Regions from separate parts of the Mus musculus genome. Here all the other regions are linked to region 1. A link is a contact called in ENCODE Hi-C or POLR2A ChIA-PET data. All regions are on one chromosome and are shown on one strand. The core of a region is the stretch at or near the end of the contact, and the rest is flanking DNA. Distances in the headings are between cores, read along the strand shown.

The links. Hi-C counts contacts between places; a loop is a spot of excess contacts on that map. ChIA-PET counts read pairs that join two places held with the same protein, here RNA polymerase II (POLR2A).
Region 2: a loop to region 1 is called in a map of heart, with 4 times the contacts of the local background. The contact joins the promoter of 1700105P06Rik here to the promoter of Mark2 in region 1. A Hi-C loop is called at or near these places in 8 of 37 maps with a recorded cell type or tissue (T-helper 17 cell, adrenal gland, gastrocnemius and 2 more). POLR2A ChIA-PET finds 5 or more read pairs at or near these places in 3 of 5 experiments (Patski and embryonic stem cell).
Region 3: a loop to region 1 is called in a map of gastrocnemius, with 4 times the contacts of the local background. The contact joins the enhancer-like site here to the promoter of Mark2 in region 1. A Hi-C loop is called at or near these places in 12 of 37 maps with a recorded cell type or tissue (T-helper 17 cell, adrenal gland, gastrocnemius and 2 more). POLR2A ChIA-PET finds 5 or more read pairs at or near these places in 5 of 5 experiments (Patski and embryonic stem cell).

What each region holds. Positions count from the first base shown.
Region 1 is chr19:7,339,535-7,344,419 of GRCm38, forward strand. Mark2 (MAP/microtubule affinity regulating kinase 2) reads right to left here and starts at 2,326. Exons shown (of 18, transcript NM_007928.3): 1 at 1,634-2,326. The coding sequence starts at 1,687.
Region 2 is chr19:7,380,718-7,385,602 of GRCm38, forward strand. 1700105P06Rik (RIKEN cDNA 1700105P06 gene) reads left to right here and starts at 2,286. Exons shown (of 1, transcript NR_045703.1): 1 at 2,286-2,844. It overlaps Spindoc (spindlin interactor and repressor of chromatin binding), which reads right to left and starts at 2,309. Exons shown (of 6, transcript NM_001033139.3): 1 at 1,955-2,309. The coding sequence starts at 2,084.
Region 3 is chr19:7,305,403-7,310,287 of GRCm38, forward strand. All of the region lies in intron 1 of Mark2 (MAP/microtubule affinity regulating kinase 2), which reads right to left. Among named protein-coding and RNA genes, the nearest start is that of Gm17227, 10 kb to the left of the region's middle. Within about 2 kb of position 2,916, at least 2 of the 3 ENCODE cell types and tissues checked have a DNase peak (open chromatin) inside an H3K27ac peak, as active enhancers do; they include gastrocnemius and heart, where a contact is called at or near this core.

The sequences.
Region 1 (4,885 bases), core at 1,076-3,575:
CAGCAGGAGAGTAACAGCAGCAAAGCACAGGAAAGAGATAAAGAGGGTTCTCAAAGAAGGAAGTTGATGCTAAGCAAACACAGCAGCATCGCGAGCCTACCTGGCTACAGAGAAAACAGGGAACAGGAGGGAAACACCAGGGTGTGCTGAGTAAAGCCTGCTCCTTTCCAACGAGTTTGTGTTTAGTAAAATTCACCCAGAAACATGTGACAGGCAAGGGACTGTCCAAAAGGCAGGCAGAGAGGGACACTAGAGACAGTGAAACAAAGGAGAGAAGTGTGAAGTGGAAGCAATGGCTCATAGGTGAGAGGACGACACAGAAAAGGCAAAAGCTTGGGTGACAAAAAGCAGTGATTGCCAGGATGAGAAAGGGAGAGCATAGGCCAGCCCAGGAGCTGGTGCGCAGCATAAGCAGTTAGCATACACCCTGGGACCCGCAAAGGCTAGCTAAGAGAAAGGGAATGGACAGAGCATACAAGCTGTAAACAGACTGGGAGGGGAGGAGGAGACCCATTAGGACAGGAAAGGCAGCACTGATTAAGGAGGTATTGTAAGAGAGATGGGGGAAGGTTGAGCAATAGGAAGTAGCAAACAAGAAAGATACTATGATACTATGAGAAGTGACAGCCACCAGTTTGGAAAGACAGTATCGGAATTTGTGTTGCAGTGTAAGTAGGCAGTAAAGTAGGGACTGATGCAGCTGATGCAGCCCGCAAAAGAGTGAGCAACAGGTTATGTTAATACAGCCAGACTAAAACACTGACTTTCCCACGGTAGAGGAGAGCCCAGGGATAATCTGGAAGAGCATTCAGACAGGAGGCCCAAGGACTTAAATGCCAAACCCCAGGGGGAAGAGAACAGGAGTGATCCAAAGACTCTGAAGGGAGCGGTGACTGGAACCCCAAAGGCAACCTGTGGGAAAACTATGCGCATGACAGCTGTATGGGAAACACGGAAGCGACACATGCCAGTGCCAGGAGCCTGGGAGCTCCTGCCGAAAAGAAGGGAAAGTGATGAGCAAGGAGTAGGCGAACGATTTGGAAAGGTGACGAGGGTGGAGCTGGTGGGTTGCAAGCAACAGGGAGAGCCCAATTTGGAACGGGAAAGGAGGATAGAAAAAGCTGGGGAAGTGAAAGGGGAAAGGGACCGAGAACACACTCCCGAGACACGGACTCTTGAGGGAGAAAACCGAGGATTGTGAGAGCCGGTGCGGGTAGAGAGGGTACAAAGCTAGAGAGATGCAGAAAGAGGTGGGCAACAATCCGCGGCAAATCGCGGGGTATTATTCGAGGAGCAGGAAGGTGGCTGCTTTAAGCGTGGGTGGAGGAAGACCAGAAAGGCCCCTGAGAGAAAAGGGAAGAGAGGGGGAAGCTGGGGAGATAGCACGGAAGAGCGCAGGAGGGCGGTGAGAGGCGAGGGGCGTTTGGCAGAAATACAAGTGTGCAGTTCAGTCAGGACGACGTGGGTCCCAGGTCAGGATTCGGAAGAGGGATGTGAAGGGCTGGAACCCAGGGCCAGATGACAGCCTAGGCTTGTAGAAGAAAGCAGGAGCACGAGGAGAACTGAGGGAGGGAGCCTCCGTAAGGTGCAGGGGCCCAGTCACAGAATTAGGGGAGCCCTGAGGGCTCCTTACCTGCTCCGTGTCCCTTTCGTTCAGCGTGGGTAGGGGGGTCCGAGCGCTGGACATGGCGCCGGTATCTCAGGGGAGGGAATGGAGAAGCTTGGAGGAAGATAGGGAAGGGAAGGCTAGGAGCCCGGCCGGGCGGGGCTTCTCACAGCAGGAGCACCCGCTGCATGGGCCCCGGCCGGGGGTGCGGGGAGGCCGGGCGATGGCTCACGCCAGCCCGGTGATGCACCGCTCGGGCTAGGCCTCGCCGGCTCCGAGCGGCTCCGGACCGCACCCCCCCCCCCGACCCCCGGCTGGGTTGTGCCGCCTTTCGGCCCGGCCGCGCCGCTCCGCCTACTCTCAACCGCCGCAGCCGGCCGCCTGCCTCGCTCCTCCCCTGCCCTCAGCCGCACTGCTCCGCGCCCGACACACAGGCAGCCGCCGCCGGACCTGCTGCTCCCAACATGGCCGCCACCACCGCCAGCCCTCGGCTCTTTCCGCCGGCAAGAGCCGGAAACATCCGAAACAACTAGGAACGGGAGGGGGAAGAGCCTTTTCCTCTCGGCCCAGACGATGGGTGAATTCCGGAAACTACCGAAGAAGGTAATCCCCGGGGACGCGCGCACCTCCTAGATTCCGAAGACCGAGGTTCGGCTCTGTTTACGGAAATCCACGAAGAGACTCCCCGCACCTCCAGAGCCAACCAGCAGCCACGCCTACCGGCCTTTCTCCGCCCACTTGGAGCAAGCTTTCGGCAGTTTCCGGAAACAGCCGAAGAGGCTCCGCGTGTGCTAAACCGGCCACGCCCCCGTTCCGTCGCTCGGCCGAGAGCGGTAGTCAGCCATTTCCGGCAACACCCGAGAGCTGCCGAGGCTAAGAATCTATCTCTTCGTTTCTTTCCGTCAGTTTTCGGTTATTTTCAAACCTTGAACAGGCGTGGGTCACCTGTACCTGTTGTTTGACTTAGAAAATACCGCTATTAGCTGTTCCTACAACTGATGTCCTTTGAGCCTAACGCCAACTTCCCATCCGCATGTTTAGCTCATAAAACCCACTTTATCGCTCAACCTTGCTATCAACGTGTGAGTCAACTGCCAAGTGTAGTGTCATCCTATTGCCTGTCTCCTGCTTTGCACACCCGCCCATCTTGCGACTATCTTGGCTTCTAGAAGTCTATGTCAGCCTTATATTGAGTCAGTCCCCTCATTCCTCTGTAAAGCCTGGGACAGACACCAGGTCGGACAGGCACTGGGTCAGCGTCCTTGAAACTTAACACACCTTTAAGGTACAGTATTTTTTTCAGTATTGAGAAAAATGCTTGCGTGATCTTGGCATGGAATCACATAACAAAGGCCAGCAAAATAACTCAGTTTGATCCATGGGGATCCACATAGTGAAAGGGGAGAACCAAGTCTAAAACATTGTTCCATGAGCATGCTACCCTATACACTAAATAAAAATGTAATTATATATGTATATATGTGTGTGTGTATAATATATATACATATGTATGTATATGTATATATATAAAATGAGTTGGAGAGATGGTTCAGAAGTCAAGAGGAAGGACTGGTTGCTCTCCCAGAGGACTGAGGTTTAGTACCCAGCACCCATATGGTGGTTAACAACTGTCTAACTAGTTCTAGGTGGTTTGACACCTTCTGGCTTCCACTAGGTTGCACAGACGTACATACAGGCTAAACACTCATATACACAAAAGTTAAATAGATAAATACTACAACATAGGTCAGAATGCTGGCTCATTCAGAGCCTGTACTATTTTCCAGAGAATCTGGTCAGGTCCCAGCATCCACATCAGATGGCTCCCTACCCCTTGTAACTTCAATTCCAGGGGAAATGATGCCCTCTGGCCTCTACCAGCACCCGCATGCCAGTGATACACATAAACCCATAAAAGCACAAACATAGGCACATACAAATAAATATTTCTTTAAATTACACATAACATTTCCTTTCTGCTGTTAGTTTCGATTCTATGACACAGTTTCCCACTGTAGACCAGACTGACCAAGAACTCCTGGAGCTGCCTCTGCTTCCCAAGGGCTGGGATTAAAGGTGTGCACCAACCACCCTGTCCATCCAAGTTTTTGTTGTTCTTTTGTTTTTGCTTTTTTTGGAAACAGGGTATTAAGTAGCCCAGGCTGGCCATGATATGTAACCAAGGATGGTTGAACTACTGATCCCCGGCCTTCATTTCCTCACCACTTTGATTGCAAGTGTGCACTGCCATGCCCAGCCCTAAATGACTTTTAAAATATTCTACAATGTTTAAGTCTGGAGAGACCATCTCTTTTTTTTTTTTTTGGTTTTTTGAAACAGGGTTTCTCTGTGTAGCCCTGGCTGTCCTAGAGCTCACTTTGTAGACCAGGCTGGCCTTGAACTCAGAAATCCGCCTGCCTCTGCCCCCCAAGTGCTGGGATTAAAGGCGTGCGCCACTACGCCCGGCTTGGAGAGACCATTTCATTTTCATTTTCATTTTCATTTCAAATCTCCCTTCTAAGACAAACTCATGGCAAAAGAATAGGCACTTGTTGACGATAAGGATTCCTGGGGTTGTAGGATAGTGGGAGAGCTTTAACTCCCATGCCATGAAGGAGGCCCTGGGGTCAATCTCTAGAACGAAAAATAAAATAAAATAAAACAGACAACCAAAAAGGATTCCTCCAGCTGGGTATGGTGGTCTGCCCCTGTAATCTTAGCACTAGAGAGAAGCAAAGGGGGTTGGCGAGATGGCTCAGTGGGTAAGAGCACCGACTGCTCTTCTGAAGGTCCAGAGTTCAAATCCCAGCAACCACATGGTGGCTCACAACCATCCATAACAAGATGATGCCCTCTTCTGGAGTGTCTGAAGATAGCTACAGTGTGCTTACATATAATAAATAAATAAATAAATAAATAAATAAATAAATAAATAAATAAAATCTTTTTTAAAAGAGAGAGAGAGAGAGAGAGAGAAACAAAGGCAGAAGAAAAGATGGTTCGAGGCCAGCCTGGCCTACATAATGAGTTCCAGGACAAGCAGGGCTACACAGTAAACACCCATCTCTAAAACCAAACCAAACCACAAAGACAAGTAGATGGTGAGGTGGCTCAGTAGTTCCAAGCTTGCTGCTCTTTCAGAGGACATGGGTTTGGTCCCATGGGGGCTCACAAAGCTCTTCTGGCCTCCATGAACACTACATGTGCATAGTGGGTATGCAGGCTAGCAGGTAAAACTCTAAAAATAAAAAAGGTTTAAAAACTAAAACTAAAATGTAA
Region 2 (4,885 bases), core at 1,036-3,535, 41 kb after region 1:
AAGTAACTAAGACAAAAACAAAACAAAACAAAACAAAAAAACCAACACCTTATTTTTTCTTTTAGAAAACATTATCTCATCCGGGGGTGGTGGCACACGCCTTTAGTCCTAGCACTTGGGAGGCAGAGGCAGGCAGATTTCTGAGTTCGAGGCCAGCCTGGTCTACAGAGTGAGTTCCAGGACAGCCAGGACTATACAGAGAAACCCTGTCTCTGTACCAAACCAAACCAAACCAAACCAAACCAAAACTATCTCACTATAGCTCTGGTTGGCCTGCAACTATATAGACTAGGATGACCTGAAACTCCCAAGTCTGCCTGCCTCTGCCTCCTGAGTGACAGAATTAAAGATGTGCACCACTGTGCTGAGCCCAAAGAATAATACTTTGAACTCATCCACTTTCTCATACTCTAGATGTTCTTAGAACCTTGAGCTAAGCCAAGAGGCTTCTAAAATCTTTCCACTTGGTCTTCTAAGCTCTCTTTCATTCTTACTAGAGATACTTTTCCTAACAAGAGAAACAAATTCTAACTAGCCTCTCATTTCTCTTTATCCCCATTCTGTAGTCTCTAAACGAACTGATTACTGGGCAGGGAGAAGACTGGGCTAGTAAGAGCTCTTACTGCCAACCCTGATGAACCAAATTCAATGCCACAGTGCTGTGAGAACTGACTCCCAAGAGTTGCCCAGATCTCTTCATACTTGACGCAACTGACAAACAGACACAGGCACAGACACACACAACAAAGAGAACTCACTGCCACCTAACATACTATTCGATATTTACCTGCTGGCTACCACTGGATGCACACTTAAGAGCAGGGTTTCACTTACCCTGGTCCCTACTGTTTACCATTCTCAGCTCTGCCTGAAGCTATATGCTTGGCATATAGCTGCCCACTAAAGCTGAAGAATGAACCTCTGTAGATGTCTACTTCCCTCTCACAGTGATGAAGCCATCTTGGTTAAGCACTCTATAAACCAGCACAAGTAAAAAATAACCTGTGTGATGCACCAAACAGTGAGAGGAATGTGCCCCACCCCCCAATTTCCTAACCTTCCCTCCCATCTCCAAAAATGAGTTAAAGAAACACAATGACCAATTTGGTTCTCAATCTATTCTGGGTACTGTCATGCTTAAGGGAAACAGGTATTCCACCCTAAGGAAATATTTGCATTTTTCATGACTAATTATCTTCCACAAAGGTAGCTCTTTGTTTTCTCCTTTGGACCAGAGAGGCTGGGGAAGGAGGACGGGAAGGGAGAGCAATGTATTCCCAGATTGTCCCTCAAACACCTCCTTTGGTGACTAATCTCCATGTAGATGACATGGCTTGTTACCCACCCCCAAGCAAGTCCCGCTTTTCTCAAACGGGGTGCTACTAGCAATTCCATTCAAATGCCGGGTTTTAGACTTGACACCTGTGGCTCCTGAAACAGAAGGCCTAGAGGATTGAGGACGGGTGGAGGCTTCTACTTACTGGGTTATTTCCCCTCTCTGGAGGTCGCCAGCCGCGCCAGCCTTCACCTCCGTTATCACTACGGGGGACTAGCCTGGGGCCTAGAGGCCTGGTCGCCCCTCGGCCTAAGAAACAGACCGGAACCGGGAGACAACAGCCGGGCACAAACCACTGTACTGGGAATCCGGCCTCTACTCTGGGCCCGAGGGGGCGCAGGGAACCGGAAGACCTGAACCGCTCCTTCGGTGTGGATGGAAGTCTCTAGACCCTGAGCGGGGGAGGGGCGGCGGAGGAAGGGGGGCTCCGAGAGGCCTGGGATTCCAAACCCGGTGGGGGAGGAGCGAGGGCGCCGTAGCCGCGGACCGGACAGGGAAGGGCCCTCTGGGGCTGCAGATGCCGGCCCAGGGAAGCGCCTGGGGACCGGGAACCGGGGACCGGGACCTGGAGATCTAGTCCCGGACCACCAAGCGGAAGTGAGGTGTCCCCCCCCTCACCTCGGAGCATCGGCTCGGGCCGCGGGATCACGGCCACCACCACGGCCTCGTCGTCATCATCCCCTTCCTCACACTTGAGCGTCACCTCGAAGCAATCCAGAGCCGCGGCGCCCTTGGCTTTCAGGGCCATGGCGAGGCGAAGAAGGGCGACCGGATAGCCGAGGACGTTCGCACAGACCTCGGCGCACCGCCTGTGGCGGCCGCCTCCTGCCCCGGACCACCCCGGGCCCGCGGCTCGCCTAGCTCACCCGCCGCTCGCCCGGCCGCCCCGCCAGCCACGGGCTTCAACGCGTCACGACCCCGGGCGGGGAGGGTTCGATCCGGGGCCCCCAACCCCGCCGCTCCCTTTTATGGAGGCTCATTGTCAGCGTCCGTCCGGCAGTCCCGCCTCCAGACCAGGCTGGCCAATCACGTGAGGACACGCCCCCTAGCCCCGCCCCAGCCACAGGTCTGGGCCAGAACCCTGTGCAGCGCGTTTGTCTCTGGCCGGTTTGCTCGGCGGCGAAGCCTGGAGTTTTCCTGGGAGCGGCGCCGGCAGCCTTGGAGACCCGGTAGGGCATCCCCACCAATGGCTGGAGGAAAGGGCTGCTCGGCATCTTACTTCTTGGCTTTCCCCTGACTAGCTGCCTGCCTGGGAGGCAACACAGACGAGAAAAGACCGGTGGGGATGTGTGAAGGATACATAGGCTCAGAAGTGTGGAGACATCTCTTCTAATTTCTTTGGGCCTCGTTCCTTTCTACTAGCACATACGCTTTAGGGAAAGAAAAATCACTTTGGATCCTCCTAAACAAAGATTCTAGAAGATGAAGAGGACAAGAGTGGCGTGTGGGCGTGTGTAAACCGCTTCCGATGGATATAATTTACGTTAAAAACAAAACAAAACAAAAAACGTGAGTCCAGAGAGTGTGGCCTTTTCCCAGGACACAGCAAATCCCCTGAGAGCCTCCAAGACCGGGATCCGGTTGCTATGGCGCTGCTGCCTGGCATTCGTGCCTGAGTGAAGACTGTCACAATGGGCACTTACACTTCTGCATAACATCCCCTCCCCACACACATACACACACCAGACACGCTAGATTTCAGCTGAGAAACGGCAAAAATGTCTGGCACTCAAAATTCTGATTTTAAGTGCTACCAACAGTAATTATCAGCCCAGAAACAGTAATTGTGGATGATGTAGGAGGCTAGGGGACAGAAGAGAAACAGTTCACTTACCGTATATTGTGTGTGTGTGTGTGTGTGTGTGTGTGTGTGTGTGTGTGTGTGTTTGTGTGTGCGCGCGCGCCCTGGGCATACCCACCCCCCCCCCATCCACTGCATAACCAGCTTTTATTTTGTTGAGATAAGGACTCACTTTCATGTCAGTCTGACCTGGAATCTGTGTAACCCTGCTTGCCCCAAACCTTTTCCTCCTCCCTCCATTCCCCTGGCACAAGGATTAAAGGTCTGAGCTGACACCACATACAGCAGCCACAATAGAAAGAACTGAGGAAATTTCTATTACTTTGAAATGTACCCAGTACTAAAAAGATACTCCAAATCAAGCAATTTCCTAGGCCTGGATAGTTCTTACCTAAAGGCTGTTCTTTGCTTTTTGCCCAATGCCTCTGGGTAGGTAGTCTGTTCTGTTTTTGCAGTGGGCTGGCTACAGGACTCAAGCTTCCGGGAGATTGTGACTAAGGCCTGAAAGGCAAGAAAAAGAAAAGCCTGTTATTTCCCTCCCTCTGTCCCTCCTGAGTTCTAACTCCTCCTGAGCAGGTGAGGCTGTGTCTCCAGTGTCTTTGTGAGTCCTTGGTTTGTGTCACTTCCCTGTTGGGCTTCCAGCCCTTCTGTCACCCTGTCACTTGGGTCACCCTGTGGTTCCTATTTCTTGTTTGATTCCAAAGCGATGGGTAGCCCTAGTATTGCACCAGATTCTTATTTAATTATATATATTTGTTTTCTTATGGGTTGTGCACCAGAGTACTTGTCTGAAGGCTAGAGCAACAGCTTCGGGGAGCTGGTTCTCGTCTTTGTGTGGGCTCTGGGGATTGTACACTGGTTTGTCACTAGCCCTCTACCATATACTTAATAGACTAGTTCTTTGGCCATCACGAGTGTAAGTGACAATTTTGGAATTTTAGTTTCTTTGGGAAAATAAAACACAAAAATATAAGAATACTCCAGGCAGTGGTGGCCCACGCCTTTGATCCCAGCACTAGGGAGGCAGAGGCAGGCAGATTTCTGAGTTCAAGGCCAGCCTGGTCTACAGAATGAGTTCCAGGACAGCCAGGACTACACAGAGAATCTCTCTCATATATATATATATATAATTTTAATCCCAGGTGTGGGATATGGGGCTGCTTCGATTTGTCCACAGCAGCTGACTATGGTTTGCCTCATGCTCTAGCAGGGGTGTGATTTTGTCAGCTGCAAATAGTTTCTGCATTTATGTGACATTTGGAATTCTGAGGATTTCTGAGAGGGTATATAAATGGTAGGGTGGAATTTGTGGTGATAGTGGTGGAGGAGGTGGTGTATAGTTGGGGAGTTGTCAGTTGGTTTTTGGTCAGTTTAAGTAGTCCCACACAAAGAAGAAACGAGAAATTAGATATCCCGGTGGCAAAGATCAAACTTGCCCCAAGGAACCTGACACCCCTAATCAGCAGGAAGTAGTCTAATGATAGCATCATCCCTTTCTAACCTCCCACTTTATTCAGGGTCTCTTTCCTTTCCTTGATATCCTTTTCTCTCCTCTGTTGGCCTTCTTGCTCAAATAGAAAGGCATCCTGGGACTCAAAAGCCCAAGAACAGGGAAGCCCAGGAACCTCACAGCAGCTCCCAGAGGAGGGAATCCCCAGCTAAGCTAAGGAGCCTCAGTCCTGTTCCATTTCACTTCTCATTGCTTCTTGGCTTCTTTCTATGAGTCACAACAGGTAGCAAATTCCATA
Region 3 (4,885 bases), core at 1,666-4,165, 34 kb before region 1:
CTATAGAGTGAGTTCCAGGACAGCCAGGACTACACAGAGAAACCCTGTCTCGAAAAACCAAAAAAAAAAAAAAAAAAAAAAAAAAGAAAGAAAAAGAAAACAGGACTAGTGTTTCAGACACAAGTGCACACACACACTGCTGCATGGGTATACTCCAATACTTACCAAAAGCTCAGGCTGCCCTTCAGCCTTGAAGAGGAGAACTTGTGTGTATGTGCATGTGTGATAGTGAATGCTCAGCTCAGCTACACTTTCAGTTCCTGACTGCCCCTTCCAAAGGGACAGGCTCCTATCACCGCCTGCCCACCACTAACAGGATATCTATTTAGGAAGATAAGATTCAGAGGTATTAGTATTGCTCTCCTGTGAGCTACCAACATCTGTCGCAGACAGTTCCCTAAAACAGCTGCATGTCATGCCTGGATCCCTATAGACAAGATGTGAGAACAGAATATAAGAAATGCTAAAAGAAGGAATGCTGAGGTAAGAAGAGCAGAGCAGAAGGAAACTCCTCCCAGGCGAAGCCATGCAATGTGGACACTGACACTTCCCACCTGACCTTACCAAGGAATCCCACGGACATTCCTTGGCAGATCCACGTTCCCTCCTGGAATCTCCCCTCTTTTACCTGGACGGCTTCACGAGGTCACATGACTGTGGCATCTAATGCTGATGCTGGTTTCCCCACAAAGAGATAGCCAAGGTCATGTGAGCTGGGCAGACACGTTCTACTGCACTTGTTTATAAGCAAAAGGATTAAAACAACCTGCGGGGAAGAGGAGGGGAGAGGAGCAGAGGGGCAAACCTTGGACATGGGGCAAGCACTGAGAGCACAGTACAGAAGGCTCCTGCCAAGAAACCATTTGCTCAAATATAAAAAAGAAATCTCTAACCAAATGCCAAACCAGCTACCTACACCAAACACTACTCAGCCCTTCAGTGACTGTGAGGCACTGTTTAACTCTGCCCCCAGCTCTGTACATGAAATGTTAGTTTGGTTTATTTGGGGTGAGATGGAAGGCTAAGCATATGAGTGACAGAAAGCTTCTAAAAAGTCCCAAGTTGTTCAGGTGTGGTGGTAGTGCTCACCTGTAATCTTAAATCCCAGAACTTAAGAAGTAAAGGCAAGTGGATCCCCGAGTTTAAGGCCGGCCTGGTCTAGTTCTAGGTAGCCAGGTCTATGTAGTGAGACCCTGTCTCAGGGGGGAAAAGTTCCAATTGAATAAATACCCAGGCAAACCCTTTCTGACTCTCTAAGAAGCAGGTGCACATGCAGGGGGGAGAAGGGAGGCTTCTATTTACTTAACTCGGGTGCTGGGGCTCAAATTCAGCCAAGGGCTTTACCACTGGGCTCACATGTAGCCCAAAGAGGACATATGGCAGGTGTATACTTAAAGGGAGTTCCATTTTCAGAAAATCAAACTCTCAGCTAAAAGCAAAACACCAAAACAGGCCTTCCAGTGATCACATCTCACCCTAACCAATGTCAGAACTGCTAGGACAAAGAAAACTGCTTTGAGGTCCAGCTCTAGGATCCACAGGACTGAGACAGCAGAGTCAGGATCATCTACTGTGCCTGGAGGTCAACCTGACAATGATAACCACCAGCCAGACACAGGCAGGGAAGGCACTGGGCTCTTGGCCTTTGTTCCAGGCAGTCAGGCTGCAGAAGCTGGCCTCCGGCAATGTCACCACACTCCTCCCCAGCTCCAGTTTCCATTGACCCTAAGTAACCAATCCTCCCCCTCAGCACGCTGGGCTCTGCTTTAGGTACTCATGCCAGCAGGAAGTTGTTGCCAGTGATGCTTCCTAGCTGACCACAGAGGTCAGCAAAAGACTAAGGTGGCGCTGCCTCTAGTCAGCCAAATAGAAACAAGATGAAGCCACTGGCAGGCAGGCAGTCTGTACAGTCTGTGCCCCCACCACATCCCCTTTCCAGCAAGAAACAGCACTTTCCCAACCTCACAATCCTGTGAGACAGGGAAGGTGCCTCCTCTACCAGCTGCTACTAAAGAAACAAGATGTGTTGGCAAGATGGCTGACAGGACAAAGGTACTTGCTGACTGGCCTAATGATCTAAGTGTGACCCCTGAGACCTACACAGTGGAAGGAGAGAGCCTACTCCAGCGAGTTGTCCTCTGAGTTTCGTGCACACTTCATGGTACACCCATTCAGCCCGTCATGAATATAAAACACATACAATTTAATAAATTGTATAAAGTTTTAAAAAACTGAAAACTTGACTGTAACACCCAGCCACATTCAGTGACTGGGCACAGCATCGTTTAGCTGGGTGTGGTGATGCACACCTACACTCTTACCACCTGGAAGGCCAGTTTGGTCTACATGGTAAGACCCTGTCTCAAAAAACAAATCAAAAAAACCACCCAGCGAGAAGCCTGGTTAAGGGGCATTGTACTACAAGGGGTTCCAAGGACAGAACCCAGGACCTAGCTTTCCAGGGCAGCAGGAGTGTGGTGGAAGTATTCTTCATTTCCCAGGAAGTTAAAGAACACAATGGCCTCGGGCAAACCTGCCTGATACCTGGTGAGGTCACCACTGCCTCTAAGGAGCCCTGGTCTCCACAAAAGAATCAGTCTGCTAGTCCAAGAAGGCACAAAGCTCATATGCTCACTGTCCATTAATCTCTTCCAGATCACTGCTGCTGTACAGAGCAGTGAAGCGGGCAAGCTGAGTCCCGCTCAGAGTTGGTCACTCCAGTTTGCCTGGCAGCATGGGAGTGGGGAGGAGGAGGAGGAGGAGGAAGAGGAGGCGGAGAGATTATGATTCTCTATTTTCAAGCCCCACCCTAGAGGCCTGGAAAGGGGGCAGCTGTGTTCCCGCTGCAAGATCTCCAATCTCTAGCCACTACAGAGCTGATCGGCTGCCTAAGAACTCTGGGCAACAAGCACATCAAACAAGCTGGAAAGGGGAGGAGAACCAACCTGGGCAGAAGTGGGCTGGGCTCCTGCCAAGAACGCTGAATAAATCTCCTATTCAAACTAGAACACTGCAGGTGCATGCTCTCTGGGAAAAGGCAGACTTGCATGATATACAGCACATCCCTGGAGGGAGACAGGCAAGCAGTAAAAGCTGCCTCATGAAGCCTCCAAGGCAGACACAGCTCCTTCTAGCCTGAGGTCAGGCTCTGATCCTTTGCCCTGTAGTACGAAGCATGGTCATCTCGGTTATCTCAAGTAAGGTCTGAGCACTTGTGACTGAAGGATAAGAAGAGAGGCTCTTGTTATCTGTGCTGTGGAATCCTGTCTGTAGTCAAGTGTAGAGCAGAAGCTACACATGAGGCTTCTGCAGAGAAAGGAGGGTGCTCCCTTCCCCAGAATAGATCCCAAGACTACTACTGAAAGGTGCTGTTTGGTGACAAACAGGAATGTCTGAGGTAGGGGTGGGGGCAAGGCAGTCATTAGATTCTTCTTTTTCACCAATTACTACAGCACACTGACCCCCTAGAACCTTTAGTGGCAGCCAAGACAAAGAGTCATTCCCTATGGAAAAGGGAAAGCAAACCTGATCTCTGGCTGTACCAGTGTCTCCAGCTAACCCTGCTGCAAAGCAAAGTCTCTCACAGGGACTAAACCCTCAGACAGCCTACTGCCCACATACATAAATCTCTCCTCCCTCCTGTACAACATGGCTTGTGGTAGTAGAGGGAGCACCAAGTGAGCATTCCGTCAACAAGGTGCCCCGTATACTAGGCATAGAGAGTCAAACCCCAAACACACCTTTCATACAATTCTGTCTCAAGCTGGTAGGATGGCTCAGCACAAATAGATACAATGCCAAGACTGATGACCTGTGATGGGTCCCTAGAAATTCAAGGGTGGAAAGACAGAACCAATTCCTCCAAGTTCTCCTCTGACCTACATTGCATTCACATACGCAAAACAAAAAGGCAAATGTATAGAAAATAAAAATCTCTTACCCTTTCCTACAATCAACTTACATCTAATACATCTATGTGAGTATGTGGGGGGGGGGAGAAAGGGGGGGAAGAGAGAGAGAGAGAGAGAGAGAGAAGGAAGGAAGGAAGGAAGGTGGGAAGGTAGGTAGGTAGGTAGGTAGGTAGGTGATTTCCAACTGGACTCAGGTTTCCCAACCGTTTCTACCACTGTATGAAGGGCTGGCTGACTTCCTTTACTTGGCAGCAACTAGGCCCCAGACACCTACCTGCAAGGTTTGCATTGTTTATAGACTGCTAGGGTTTTGCTGTAGCTCTCCTCCTTCCCTGGGCTATATTCTATCCACAGAGCTCCCATCCTTCCTTCTTGTCAGCTCAGGTCAGACTTTACTCTTATGAGGAAGCTTTCCAGCTAGCTTCCACCTAACTTACTTAGCCGAGTCTACTGTGTCTCCCTCAGCATTCTCAGCTTAGCTGTAGGGGAGGGACTGCTGCTGCTCATTGGCTGGTCTCCTTAGTGGTTATCTTGCTTAGTGGTATACAAAAATAAAAGCAGTCCCCAGGGAAGTTTTCAGGATTCAGTCACTTCTGTGTTCTTGGTGCCCTGGCCCAGCAGCAACAGCCACTAGCAAGGCCTCCAGAAACGCTTTCCTAAGTCAAACTGAATATTATGGGGTCATGGTGCCCTGATTTCCTTGTTACCCAATAGCCCTTAACCCAGCTCTGATCCATGTGACCCTTTTGACCTGAGCCAGGGATGGAATGCTACCTACTGTTTTAAATTCATCCCCTAGGGCCTTCTGGCACCTGAATGGTCATAGTCCCTGGCAAGAACCCAGTGTCTTTGGTGTGCTAAGCTGGGACCTGCTGCCCTGCTGCCCTTCCACCTGTCCTTTCCCAGATCACTTCCTGACATAGAAGTCTACAAGCCTTCTAAGGAGAACCACCATTCAAGTGAGGGCTATGGGG